Linked DNA regions of Homo sapiens: all the other regions are linked to region 2. Evidence: chromatin contacts called from ENCODE Hi-C or POLR2A ChIA-PET data. All regions are on one chromosome and are shown on one strand. Each heading gives the region's core, a stretch centred on a gene start or an enhancer-like site at or near the end of the contact. The rest is flanking DNA. Distances are from core to core; before and after follow the strand shown. Region 1 holds the start of CBX5 (chromobox 5). Region 2 holds the start of BLOC1S1 (biogenesis of lysosomal organelles complex 1 subunit 1). Region 3 holds the start of NACA (nascent polypeptide associated complex subunit alpha). Region 4 holds the start of CALCOCO1 (calcium binding and coiled-coil domain 1).

Region 1 (3,453 bases), core at 943-3,442, 1.4 Mb after region 2:
ATCTGATACTTACTGACAATCTTATCCACGGAGTCATGGTCGTCAAAGGTTACAAAGGCAAAGCCCCTTTTCTTGCCACTGCCTCGGTCAGTCATGATTTCAATCACTTCAATTTTTCCATACTGTTCAAAATAATCTCTTAGGTGATGTTCTTCAGTGTCTTCTTTAATGCCACCAACAAATATCTTTTTCACAGTTAAGTGGGCACCTGGTCTTTGAGAATCCTAATAGGAGAAAAACCATAGGTTTAGATTAGCAAAGCCTATACTCGAATAAAAAATTTTGGTAAGTTTAGAAAACTCCCGAATCTTAAGTCCATAGCAGCACATATCCAAGTAAGTTTAAGAAGAAGAAGAAAAAAAACCCACTCACTTCTCTGGAGACAGCTCTCTTTGGTTCCACAACTCTTCCATCCACCTTGTGTGGCCTTGCATTCATAGCTGCATCCACCTCCTCCACAGTGGCATATGTGACAAACCCAAAGCCCCTGGAGCGCTTGGTGTTTGGATCTCTCATTACCTGAGAACAGTGTTAATTTATGTAACACAAAGTCTGACCGCAAAAGCTTTTGTCATTTTAACTTTGAATAGGGCAATAGGAAACTTTACACCAGCCTTTTATAAAAAGTCGTCCAGTTTCCCACTACCCTAGATTTAAGAGGTAGCTTTTAAAATCAAAGCAGGACGTTCCTTTGCCAACAAAGCTCTAACTATAATGCTATTAACTACTTTCATAAGCATTCGGAGAAGACTGCACCAAGATAAGCCAAGGAAATCGGCTGTTTTACTGCTTTGTCCCTTCCAAATCTTACCACACAGTCCGTGAGCGTTCCCCATTGCTCAAAATGGCTCCTCAGGCTCTCATCAGTTGTTTCAAAGCTCAACCCTCCAATGAAGAGCTTCCTCAGCTGTTCGGGCTCTTTAGGAGACTAGAGTGGGGGGAGGGGGAAGTGTTAAATGGGCTACAACACGAAACAATTTCCATCGAGGAAAAGAAAAACTAGACACCAACTGTGTACCTAGCACTTATTGTTCGTTCAGGTCGCAACAAGACACGTGCTTCTGCCTATCAAGGGAGGCCGTATGCTGGAGTTGGGAGTGCTAGGAAATCGCAAGCGCATGCGTCCCTAGTCGCCTTCCGACGCACGCGCAACAAAGGCTTGGGCGGTAGGGGTGCATCTCCACAATGGGACTAATCGCTCTTTAGAAAACTCGCTCACCAAGGCAAGGTTTAAAAAAAGACAAAGATCCTGTGTGCCTAAGAATTTTGCTACGAGTAACGAGTCCCGCATGATAACTCATGGTTGGCGGAGAGCGGCCTCATGGCGATCAAGAGGACAAAATGGCGACTTGAACTTTGGGAGGGGTAGGCCGTGGCAGCGACCGAAGGAACTGTAGAATGGGCTGGTGCAAGGAACGAAACCCAGCAGCATCTTACCGATTCAGGAAAGGGAGAGGAAAAAATTCAAGTGGGAAAGCGCGCCTAACTCACCTCTGACTTAGACATGACGGCAGGGTGAAGAGAGACTTTAACGATGCTTCTTCGGCGGCGTCCACGGGCAGAAAGGAGCAAGCTGACGAACGTATCTGCCAGCCTACCTTCGCCCTCTCTTTTTTACCCCGCCTCCTCGCTTTCGGCATTGGTAGACTCCGCCCTGGAACAGCTCTGATTGGATACTTGAAATCGCTTCCCCCTGCTATTGGCCTGTGGTGCCACATTGCTGTGTAACGTCATTCCTTCGGTCGTTCTACGCCGTCTCCACCCCTTGGAGTCCATTGGTTCCCGAGTAATGTTATTGTTAACCAGTCTGATTGGCCAACCGACCAATCATTCACATTTGAATCTACCTTGGGTGTTTAACATCTTTTTAATCTTCCACGCGCAAATATTACAGTCAAGTCGCTTGGCAAAGCATGATTAACACTATGTATTAGACAAGCAGCCAGGAGGTAACAATTTTTTTGCAATGAACTCTTGTTGACCGCACGTGTAGTAAAATGGCGAGTTTTGCGCAGGCGCATTAAGAAGTTCCACCTGCCTCTGAGAACACGTGAAATGGCGGGCAGGAGTAGGCAGTGAACCTACGGCGCCTGCGTGTTGGCGGGAGTTTGTCCTAGCTTTGCGCATGCGTAGTGGGCGGAGAAAAAAGGTCCGGTCCCAGGATTGGTTGCGCAGGCGCAGGGAAGGATCCGTTTTGGCGGGCGGTTGGCGTTGCGCAGAAGGCGGCGGCGGTGGTGGCTTGTGGTGCGGCCTCACCATACAGGAACAGGGCAGACGTTAGCGTGAGTGATCACTCTCAATCCCGGGTAAGTGGCAGACAGTCTTATCTACCCATAGTAGGTCTTGAACTGACTCCATTTGGGCCCGTTATTGTGTGAAATGAATGGACGGCGGGGTGGGGGGATAGTGAAGGGGCAGCGGTGGGTCGGGCCAACCAATAGAAGAACAGGGGGCGGGATGTTTTAATCCCCGTAGGTTCTTTGGAGCTGTGCAGCCGAAGACTTTGACTGGCTTGTGTATAGGCCAATTGGGTCTGCCTTGAGCTGCCGACTGATCGGCCCTTGGGCCATCGGAATGTGGGAGACGGGTTTTCCCCTTCTGAGCAGCGTCTCACTGAGCCAGTGAGCAGGAAGCGCGCGGTAGGTTGGGCTTCTCCAGGAGGCAGCGGTTTGACTCCAATGGGGAATGCGGGATCGGGCGGTTAAACGGATGGAACGAATCTGGAACCAGTAGACGGACAGCCTAAGGAAAGCGCTGGGACCAGTCGTCCAATCGGCTCTCCAAAAGAGGGAGGTCTTCGATTTGGGGTTGTGAGGAAGGGGAGTCGGTGCCTGTAATGGCGTGTGAGGGTGGATGTTTTATCCACGATGACTTCTCTAACGAAGCCTTTAGGCCTCAGTCCCATACACCTCCTTGAAAGCGTAAGTTTGCTCCTGTATTCCTCGACTTGAGCATTTTTCCCCCGCCCCCTCACCACTTGAGGTTTGGGGAACAGGAGTTGTTTTTTTTTGTTTGTTTGTTTTTAAATAATACTTTCAGAAGTCGCTTCTTTAGGAAGACTGTTAAAATGTTAGAACGAATGGGAGAAATCTCTATGTACTGTCATGGAAAGGCGTTCAAGAAATATCTCCTTCCTGATAGTGCATATTTCTACTGACAAATATGTTTGTAGGTCCACAGAAAAGTTTTGGAAAGCTACACACCAAAGTGTCAATCCTAGGGACACAGTAGGATCGAGGCAGATTAGATCTTTAATGTTTAAAACTTTGCAAGGTTAATAATTTGTGATTAAAATTAAATAAAAAATGAAGTCGATTGTTTTGTGTTTCTAGTCATAATCACATACTTACAACCCCTTTTCTGTTTTATGTAATCCATGTGCCCAGTGCTTTTATTTTAGTCTCTTTCTCCCGGGAACTTTCATATATTTCTTTTCTTTACACCATTGAAGAT
Region 2 (2,588 bases), core at 89-2,588:
AGAGGGTGGGAGGCAGAGGAGAGGGTGGTAAGCTGTAATGAAGGAGGGTGCTCTCCCTCCTGCTGAAGTGACAGCTGGACTTGGAAGGGTGAAGGGAGGTGGGCAGATGGCATCAAGTTGTAAATGCCAGGGAAGTTAACGTGGGGAAGGGGAAATCTGGCTGCTTCTCTAACCACGGCAGCTGTTCCTCCCTTGCCCAGTGCTAGGACTCAGAGTTGACTCAAGTTGCTCTACAAAGAGCTGGGAGGGGCGGGGTAGGATAGGGGAATTAGTGGAACATCCCACCCCTTCAACAGCTATTTGAGGGCCAGACTGGCCAGTGCCTAAACTTGGGCGGGGTGGGGAAGGAGGAAACTGATGTTGATAAGAGGTCCATACCCCACATTGAGGTGATCCACCAAAGCTTCTGTCAGGCAGGTCGCTGCAGTGATAGCCTCTCGCCTCCTCTTTTCTGGGGAGAGGGGGAAAAGGAATTGGAGGGGAGACTTGGTTTTTTGAGGGGTAGTGTTAAAGGTTCCCTACCCATCCATTACTATTCTGCTAGTTGCCGAAATTTCTTAACTAATCTCTGAATGCCGGAGCTGAAAAGGACCTTGCAAAACATAGCGCAACCTCTTTCATTTTAGAGATGAGGAAACTGGTACCCTGGGAGGGAAATGGACTCACTCAGGGACGCCAGGAAGTCAGCGGCAGCGCCCAGGACTCCTGACTCCCAGGCACTCTTTCTCCACTACTCGGCCGCAGAATCGGTAACTCCGAGATTTCCAGCCCGGACTCAGGAAACAAGTGCCCCACCTCCGTTCCGGTGGTTTCAGGCCTCCAAGAAGCCCATCTCTGGGGGGTTCCCCACACCCTCCTCCCTCCAGAGTCGCTCCTTCCCGCCGCCAGGACGAGAGGCTCCCAGGGCCAATAGGCAGGGCGCTCCGGGGCAGGGGCGGGGCTAAGGTGCGGCAGGTCGGGGATTGGGGGCGTTGCCGAGGGGACCGGAGTATTGCCCAAGGGACCGGAGCCAGTTGGCAAGGGAAAGGAGTTTCAAAAAAAGCCTCTCTGAAATTCCCTCTCCCCCATGCCCGTTGCCCGCTAGCTGGCGTCTTTCCCTGGATATGGTTAGTTACTCGAGATCCAGGCTCCGGGCTGAAGCTAGGCCGCGGCCGAAGAGAAAACGGCCGACAGGATATTTGGCTCACCCTGCAGCTCCTTGCGTTCATTCTGCTTGGCCTGGTGTTCTTTTAGGAGGCGGGACAGCATGGTCACGTCGGGCTGGGGGCTGGGTACGCCGGGCCCCCTCCGGCTCCGGAAGCTGGAACGCTCACCTCGGCTCCCCGGGGCCATGTCACGTGACCGCTGTGTCACGTGAGGTTGGGAACCGCCCTCTTGAGACCTTGGGTGAAGATCTTGGCGGGGAAGAGAGGTAGAGGGTTGCGGAGGGCAGGTGAAGTGTTCTTTATTGGGAGCTTAGTTTTTGGTGAGTGTTGGAAGAAGTATTTTCTAATACTTATATTGCCAAGCCAGTTTTTAACATTTCCTGTGGATCTCAGGCTTCGAGGGCTGGTGGTGTCAGGCCGTCTATCACCGTTTAATTGAGGGAGCAGAAGCTCCCTGGCCTCATTTAAATTATTCTCCTTCCCTCTCCTCACCTCCTGGCAGTGCTAGCTGGTTCTCAGTTGATTCCCAGTTCCTTCCCTCAAGGAGAGGATGCTTTCCTGTCTCTCCCAACCCTCTTTCTTCTCACTACCCCACTGAAGTCTCTCAGCTCTGGGTGATCATTGTAGAGAAGCATTTTAGGCACTTCAGACAGCCTCCTAGGGAGCTTGGCTAACTTGGCGGGCTGTGTGAATGTAGAATTTCATCTCTGTCCTTTTGTGGTCAGGAATGCGAACCCATTTCAGTGTTAGCAGAAGCGTAAGTGCTGTGCCAAAGTAAAAAGTAATTTATATAAGGCCTCTGTGAACTAAAAAGAAATGCTTCCGGGATTAACTCCAGCGAGAACAATTATAAACATCATGAGCATATTCTTGCTACTGGTACAATCTCTCTCGGTGCACCTTGCACTAACATGTTGGGTGACTTTGGGCAAGTTGCTCACCATTCTAGGTTATAGTTTTCTCTTTAGTAAAACTAGGAGAAGGGATTGGATTAAATCGGTGGTTCTCAACCCTGGCTAAGCATTAGAATCTAAACATTAGAATCACAGAAATCACAAGGCTTATAAAAATGCCGTGATTAGCCGGGTGCGGTGGCTCACGCCCGTAATCCCAGCACTTTGGGAGGCCGAGGCGGGCGGATCACGAGGTCAGGAGTTCGAGACCAGGCTGACCAACATGGTGAAACCTTGTATCTACTAAAAATACAAAATTTAGCCAGGCGTAGTGGCACAAGCCTGTAATCCCAGCTACTCAGGAGCCTGAGGCAGGAGAATCGCTTGAACCTGGGAGGCAGAGGTTGCAGTGAGCCGAGATCACGCCACTGAACTCCAGCCTGGGCGACAGAGTGGGACTCTGTCTCAAAAAAAAAAAAAAAAAAGCCTTGATTCCAGACTAATTAAATAGAATCTAAGGAGTGAAGACCAAACATCACTATATATATGT
Region 3 (3,637 bases), core at 1,024-3,523, 1.0 Mb before region 2:
CACCAGGTATGGTGGCTCACACCTGTAATCCTAGCACTATGGGAGGCCGAAGCGGGTGGATTGCCTGAGCTCAGGAGTTCGAGACCAGCCTGGGCAACACGGTGAAACAGGAGAAGTTTTGTGGCAGGAGAATTGCCAGAATCCGGGAGGTGGAGGTTGCAGTAAGCTGAGATCGCGCCACTGCACTCCAGCCTGGGTGACAGCGAGACTCCGTCTCAAAAAAAAAAAAAAAAAAAAGGTGGCCACAGTCGTCTTAAAGCTATTAAATCAGGCCAGGCATAGTGGCTCACACCTGTAATCCCAGCACTTTGGGAGGCTGAGGCAGGCGGATAACCTACGGTCAGGAGTCCGGGCGGGGAGGCGGGTACCTATAATCCCAGCTACTCTGGAGGCTGAGACGAGAATCGCTTGAACCCGGGAGGCCGAGGTTGCAGTAAGCCGAGATCGCGCCACTGCACTCCAGCCTGGGCGACAGAGCGAGACTCCGCCTCAAAAAATAAATAAATGTTGACTGGTTTAGCTAATTCAGGTACAGCAAATATTTGTTGAGTTCTTTTGTAGGGCTGTGGGAAGATATGGGAGGCTTTTCATTAACACAACACTGATTTTACATTCTACTTTTCAAAAATACAGTTGTACAAAGCATGGTTTAAGGTGGGGTCCCAGACACCTAGAATAAATAAGCTTAGAATATCCAAGAAGTGCCAGGGGCGGTAGTTCACGCCTGTAATCCCAGCACTTTGGGAGGCCGAGGCAGGCGGATCACCTGAAGTCAGGAGGAGACCAGCCTGGCCAACATGGAGAAAGCCCGTCTCTACTAAAAATACAAAAAATAGACTGGCGTGGTGGCGCATGCCTGTAATCCCAGCTACCCGGGAGGCTGAGGCAGGAGAATCGCTTGACCCGGGAAGGGGAGGTTGCAGTGAGCCGAGATCGTGCCTTTGCACCCCAGCCTGGGCAATAAAAGTGAGACTGTCCCAAAAACAAAACAAACAGGCTGGGCATGGTGGCTCACGCCTGTAATCCCAGTAGTTTGGGAGGCCGAGGCAGGCGGATTACCTGAGGTCAGGAGTTCAAGACCAGCCTGGCCAACATGGTGAAACCCGTCTCTACTAAAAATAAAAAATTAGCCGGGGGTGGTGGCACACACCTGTAATCCCAGCTACTCGGGAGGCTGAGGCGGGACAACTGCTTGAGCCCTGGAGGCGGAGATTGCAGTGAGCCGAGATCGTGCCACTGCACTCTAGCCTGGCCGACAGAGCGACTCAAAAAAAAAAAAAAAAAAATCCAAGAAGTGCCCAAAATAGCAAGCAAAGGAATTGTATATGTGCCTATGTTCTTTTTTTCTGGGAAGGAGAATCTGCAGCTTTATAATTTCAACATCGGCTAAATTGTCGTGAACCTAAAACAATCAAAAGGGCCGGAATCTATTTAAAGAGTTTATTCAAGGGCAGTGTGAGGATGGACCAACCAGAAAACCTCCAAAGAATGGAGTCAGCCTTCAGAAGTAGAGAAGTTACGATTTCATTTATTTAGGGAGACAGAGGAGTTTTTAGCTGGATTACGTTATCCATACAAGGTTGGAACATAATTACAGAATTTGGTTACAAGAAGTGTTTTTTTTGGGGGGGGGGCGGGGGTACAGCTAACATTGTTTTACGAAGAGTTTAACACGCATGAGTTGCTGTCATCTGGTGACATCGTTTGAGTCTCTCTAGTCATTGAACAGAACAAGAAAAATCGAATTAAATTTATAATCTGAACTGAAGTTATATGTGACCCATCACATCTCTCAAGTTTTAAAATGGGTTTTTTTGTTGTTGTTGATGGGGGGGGAGAGGGTCCAGCAGCTTTTAAATGTTTTCACATCGTGTGTTCCAAAAATAACTGGTTAGCCTAAGTCACTTCCACCCTCCAATGTTGTGAATGCAGTCTCTAGCATTCGCTATTTAATGTCTTCTTCCTGCACTATTTGAGAAATCGCGAGGTCGACTTAATACCGCAGTCGCCACTTCGCGGACCGGAGGGCGGAGTCTGCTTAGTTCTGAGGACTGCGTGGGTCCGCGCAGAGAGCTCCTGCTAGGCCTGCGCGTCCCGTTCTAAATTCTTACCCTTTAGTCCTTGTCACCACCCCCGCCGTGGGAACGGCCTGACAGTCACTCGTCAAAGGAAGTGGCTGCCGGCAGCTCTTGACCCGGAATCGGATCCTAGTCCCACCCCCTCCGCTCCAGGCTTCCTTCTGCAACAGGCGTGGGTCACGCTCTCGCTCGGTCTTTCTGCCGCCATCTTGGTTCCGCGTTCCCTGCACAGTAAGTACTTTCTGTGCCGCTACTGTCTATCCGCAGCCATCCGCCTTTCTTTCGGGCTAAGCCGCCCCGGGGACTGAGAGTTAAGGAGAGTTGGAGGCTTTACTGGGCCACAGGGTTCCTACTCGCCCCTGGGCCTCCGGACAAAATGGGGTCTGCGGTTGGTGTCCTGGCAAAAGCAGGGTAGAAGGGCTGCGGGGCGGGCCCAGAATCCGAGCCTGCAGAGATGGGAGCAGTTGCAGTGTTGAGGGCGGAAGAGGAGTGCGTCTTGTTTTGGGAACTGCTTCACAGGATCCAGAAAAGGGTAAGGGGTCACAGCCTTAGAACCTGTAACACCGTTCTCCCTGTGACAAGCAAGTGTTGGACTTAAAACACCGTCTTTCCCCTCCTGGTACCCCAAAGTCGGCAAACGTAGTCCAGGAGGCCCCAGCCCAGCCAGTGTGAGTATTAGGAGTGGAGGGGGTTCACAGTAGCGTCTGAAGTCTCCCATGATCGAGAGCCAGCCCGGGATCCTCTCCCTCGGGTTGAGAATGCAGTGGGAATTGCTGGCCTTGATAGAGGCGTGAGGGTCACATCATATTTACCTCTTATTCCCAGGTGCTTTGGGGAAGGTTGTCACCAAACACCCTCACGATTTTTTTCTAACAGCCCTCCTCGGAGTTTTTAAGAATACTTATCTCCGGGTTGGGCAAGTGAATGTATCCCAATCAATTTAGGCCTCCTTTTTATTCCCTTCCTTCAGAAATGCCCGGCGAAGCCACAGAAACCGTCCCTGCTACAGAGCAGGAGTTGCCGCAGCCCCAGGCTGAGACAGGTAGGTTTCCCTACCCTCCTTGCCATTAATTAAAATTAACCCTAAAGCCATTTGGTGGGCAAAATGACCAAGGGGAAATACACTTTTTAGGAGGATGGGGTTGCAGCTTTACCAAGGAGGATAGACCGTAAAATTACTATCCTGGAGATACTTCTTTAGGGATTTGGAGTAAAAATAATATTTTTAAGATTCGTGGACGTTAAAAGTACCCTAGCTTGCTTTCTATGTTATGCCTGTCGCCTCAAAAGAAGCTCTCCTGTGGAACCCCCACCTCACATAGGAAAACTCAGCAGGGAATGGGCTCAGTGATTCTTACCTATTGGAACTAGATGACACAGGCCAAGGAGCCCGGAGCATTTGTGAAACTCCAGCCAGCAAGTTGCATCAAGGTTTTAGTTAGCAGAGCTTGGCATTGTGCCTTTATCACATGTCTGGATGAGATGTGTGCTGGTGGTAAATGTGTCCTACTGGGCCCCAGAGTCGTCCTAGGTCGGATAACTTGTTTATGGGTTGGTGG
Region 4 (3,294 bases), core at 106-2,605, 2.0 Mb after region 2:
AGAAACTGGTTCCCTAACTCATAAATCCTGACTAATGACACAGACACATCACCTTAATGTTTGTGCAGCCCAGTAACTAATTTTTAAGTGCCTGGAGATCTTCAGATGAAAGACACTGAGGGCAGACACCGCATTCAGTCATAAAAGCAAAACACTACCAAAAAACTTGGAAAAGGCAGAAGCTCCATAACTTAGTGCAGTAGAGAATTAAAGCAGGCACCTAGGAAGAGGAAATCAATCCTTAAGACTGTAATCCTTTAATGCAGAGCCAGAGAAAGAGGTAATTCTGAATGCCTCCGACTACAGGGATGGAGAATAGCGAGAGGGGGGACAGGATGCCCAAGTCTATAACGTGACTTGGGGTGTGGGAGACGTGTCAATCTTTCACCTCTCCTAAATAAAAACCGGAACGTCAACATGTATTGTTATCCTAATTAATTTAAGCCACTTAAAAGGCTTGGGCAAACAGGCCCCATAAGTGGCTTGTTTGTGAATTGTGACAGGTCCTGAATTATGCCAAGCTCCCTTTTCAATTTCATTCTTCTCATTCCACCGCTCCTACCACCACCTCAGTCAATTGTATCCTCTTCCTAGACCCAGAAGCCACTCTGGGGGAGCCCAGTCCAGATGTGGATATGGTCAGGCCCCTTAGCACTGAAATCCTCAAGTTGGAAAAAAATGGTCAGCTGTGCAGAAGACATCATTCTTACAAGGTCTGTCCCTGAGATTGAAGTAAAGAAGAAACTGCTATACCCCAGCTATCAGTTTCCCATCCCCAAAATGGTGGGTAGCTGTGGTGTAGTGGCAAGAATATATGACGTGGAATTAGCCAAGGCTAATGCAGTTCTACATTTCATAGCTTTGACACTTCACACCGCCTCCTTAACCGTACTTCACTTTCTACATCTATAAAGCGTGCATAACGCTTAACGCCTATCTCACAGGTGGGTGCGAAAAGTACAGGACGGGACGCAACAGAAACCGCTCTGCCCACCGTTAAAGCGTTATATGGAAGGCTTTAGAGCCGTAAATCCTCCCCAGCCCCCAACAACGCACGTTACAAACCAGCAGCCACCCCTAATGCAGCCGGCCCCCTCCTAAGGGATCATGGGCCTTGAAGTCCTTTGCTGGCCACACCCTCGTTTTCTGTCATAGGAGTGAGAACTACGCCTCCCAGGATGCCGCGGTGAGGCCGCCGTCACGGACGCCCTCTTCCCCGCCCTCCTTGCGCGCAGCCTTCTGGGATGTATAGTCCTAGATCCGAGCACGCAGCGGCAAAAGGGCGCAGAAGAACCACAAACCCCAGAAGCCCTCGCGCCCACTCTTCTCCCTCCCCTCCAGAAGTCGGAGTGCTGTTTTTGTTGTTGGTGAAAGGTGAGGGGAACAGCTGATCCGTCTGTTGGGTAAGAAACTTGGCCTAATTGGGGGCGATCTTATGGGAGGGGAGGGTCACCCCACTTTCCAGTTTGGGGAAGGATAACGTAAGGGAACTGTCGAAGGGGAATACAGGAGCGTTTGGGTTGTAACCCTTTCCGTACTGGAGAAGCCACCCCCGCTGTTTGGGGAGTTCTTGGTTTCAAGGGGACTCTGATTGGGGGTGGGGGGCGCCCCCTCGTCGTCCTCTCCTTCTTCTCAATGCGTCTCTATAAAGCTGATCCCTTCAAGGGAGCTGAAATCTGCTTATTCGCTCCCAGGCAAGACGTGTCCCCTACACGTCTTCCCTCTCTCCCCTACGCAAATCCAAAGGCCTTTACGACGCTGAATCCCTGGGGAGGAAGGGGGACCTTCCAAGGTGTAGAATGTCAAGGAACTCTAGAGCCCTACAGAGTAGGGGATGGGACACCCGCTCTCCGCCCCATCATGTGAACATCTGAATCAGGCTACACACCTACATCTTAGGTGCCCAAAACTTTCTTTCGGACATGAAGAACGTTTACAGCTGTTACGGATTTTCTTTGTGGGGTGTATTTTAGGGTTCTCCAGGTATATCTTTGGGGACAATTTACCCCCACCCTTAGAAAGCTGGAAGAATTGCATTTGGAGAAAACATGGATTAGTTTCAACCAGGAATTTTTCAGGGAGATGAACATTAAAAAAAACTTTTTGTTCTACCTATTTGGGGGACAGAAGTTGCTCCTTTTTGTGTTGCTGGCTCACCTTTATCCACTGAGTTTCTGTTTTCTTTTAAAGTTCCTGTCCCCTGGACTTCAGCCTGGTGTGGGTTTGTGATGTTTGGGGGCGTGCATATGACTAGTGACAATGGCTGGTTGGACATGTCAGCTGTGAGTGACACAGGAAATAGATTAGTGGGCTGGAAAGGAGTGATGAATAAGAGGGCCATCTCACAGCCCTGGACTGAGGAGTTCTTTTGATCGTTATTATTGTTATCTGTCCTCACCCCACCCTCATATTTTCCAATTAACTCTCCCCAGCTAACTTGGAACACCCCTTCCTCTCAACCCCATCCTGTAGTGTGTCTCCAGCTACCAATACAAACAGATGGAAGGATGGAGGCTGAGGGGAGCAGAGAGAAAATGAGGAGAGAAATACTAAAGTGAAACCAGTAGGTTTCTAGTCCTGCTGCAGGCACAGTCTGGAGAGAAGAATGTTAGGTTCTTTTTGAACTATCTCCCCTTTCCTCAACGTTAAATATACATTTCCACTTCTTGGGGCCCCTTACTTCCCACTTTCTAGTCTGTTCCCTGCCCTGGGGTGGGGCTTTCCTGGCTCCAGGCCCCCACATTCCATCTCCCCACCCCCACCACGTTCCTGCTAAGCGCCTCACTCCACCCTTGAAGTTGCCGCCTCCAGAATTCTTGACTTCCTGGAATAATAAGTCAAGGGACAGAACCTGTCTTTCCTTATATCCTCCCCTTCCCTTTGTCTCTTGGATGCCAGCAGAAGCTTTCTGCTTCCCTAGAATTCATGGGGGTAGGCAGCTCAGAGAGATGAAAAGAGCTGAGAGCTCAGGAGCCTAAGGATTTGGGCTCAGTTCCCCTCGACCCCCAGCCATATTCTAGCTCTGAAAACTCAACCATTCCTTTCAGAGATTAGTTGCTGCTTTCTGATGTCATAACTCATTCCTGGATACAGCTGGGTCAACAAGCTTAGGAGTAGGTAAGGACACCTCTCTCAATGAGAGGGCCCCACACCTCAGTTGGATTTTGTATTCAAGAGCCAGGATGTGTGGGAGATGGGATGGAGAAATGGAGGCTGTCGACCAAGTCGCAGTATCCCAGGCTCTGTCCCCGTCAGTGTCCTTTTGGGAGCAAAATTAGAGAAGTCTGAACCCTC

The links. Hi-C counts contacts between places; a loop is a spot of excess contacts on that map. ChIA-PET counts read pairs that join two places held with the same protein, here RNA polymerase II (POLR2A). Pooled maps may share reads with other maps.
Region 1: a pooled map shows a loop between it and region 2 (8-fold over the local background). The contact joins the promoter of CBX5 here to the promoter of BLOC1S1 in region 2. A Hi-C loop is called at or near these places in 2 of 168 maps with a recorded cell type or tissue (gastrocnemius medialis and posterior vena cava) and 9 of 50 pooled maps. POLR2A ChIA-PET finds 5 or more read pairs at or near these places in 1 of 52 experiments (WTC11).
Region 3: a pooled map of heart left ventricle shows a loop between it and region 2 (6-fold over the local background). The contact joins the promoter of NACA here to the promoter of BLOC1S1 in region 2. A Hi-C loop is called at or near these places in 1 of 168 maps with a recorded cell type or tissue (gastrocnemius medialis) and 8 of 50 pooled maps. POLR2A ChIA-PET finds 5 or more read pairs at or near these places in 1 of 52 experiments (CD8-positive, alpha-beta T cell).
Region 4: a loop to region 2 is called in a pooled map, with 12 times the contacts of the local background. The contact joins the promoter of CALCOCO1 here to the promoter of BLOC1S1 in region 2. A Hi-C loop is called at or near these places in 5 of 50 pooled maps.

What each region holds. Positions count from the first base shown.
Region 1 is chr12:54,278,861-54,282,313 of GRCh38, reverse strand. It overlaps CBX5 (chromobox 5), which reads left to right and starts at 2,192. Exons shown (of 5, transcript NM_012117.3): 1 at 2,192-2,306. It overlaps HNRNPA1 (heterogeneous nuclear ribonucleoprotein A1), which reads right to left and starts at 1,588. Exons shown (of 11, transcript NM_031157.4): 1 at 1,492-1,588; 2 at 812-928; 3 at 373-519; 4 at 14-224. The coding sequence starts at 1,506. It overlaps SCAT2 (S-phase cancer associated transcript 2), which reads right to left. Exons shown (of 2, transcript NR_157844.1): 2 at 3,251-3,453. RefSeq lists enhancers at 309-1,067, 1,810-1,869, 1,880-1,969, 2,260-2,309, 1,828-2,587 and 1 more and a cis regulatory region at 493-2,793.
Region 2 is chr12:55,714,796-55,717,383 of GRCh38, reverse strand. It overlaps BLOC1S1 (biogenesis of lysosomal organelles complex 1 subunit 1), which reads right to left and starts at 1,338. Exons shown (of 4, transcript NM_001487.4): 1 at 1,188-1,338; 2 at 379-451. The coding sequence starts at 1,332. It overlaps BLOC1S1-RDH5 (BLOC1S1-RDH5 readthrough), which reads right to left and starts at 1,350. Exons shown (of 6, transcript NR_037658.1): 1 at 1,188-1,350; 2 at 379-451. It also overlaps a transcript of ITGA7 not described here. RefSeq lists enhancers at 634-873, 1,154-1,293.
Region 3 is chr12:56,723,935-56,727,571 of GRCh38, reverse strand. NACA (nascent polypeptide associated complex subunit alpha) reads left to right here and starts at 2,273. Exons shown (of 9, transcript NM_001365896.1): 1 at 2,273-2,309; 2 at 3,049-3,120. The coding sequence starts at 3,051. RefSeq lists enhancers at 2,198-2,327, 2,418-2,467, 3,527-3,637.
Region 4 is chr12:53,725,513-53,728,806 of GRCh38, reverse strand. CALCOCO1 (calcium binding and coiled-coil domain 1) reads left to right here and starts at 1,355. Exons shown (of 15, transcript NM_020898.3): 1 at 1,355-1,403. LOC105369774 (a long non-coding RNA gene) reads right to left here and starts at 2,228. Exons shown (of 3, transcript XR_944973.3): 1 at 2,158-2,228. RefSeq lists enhancers at 1,203-1,262, 2,580-3,294.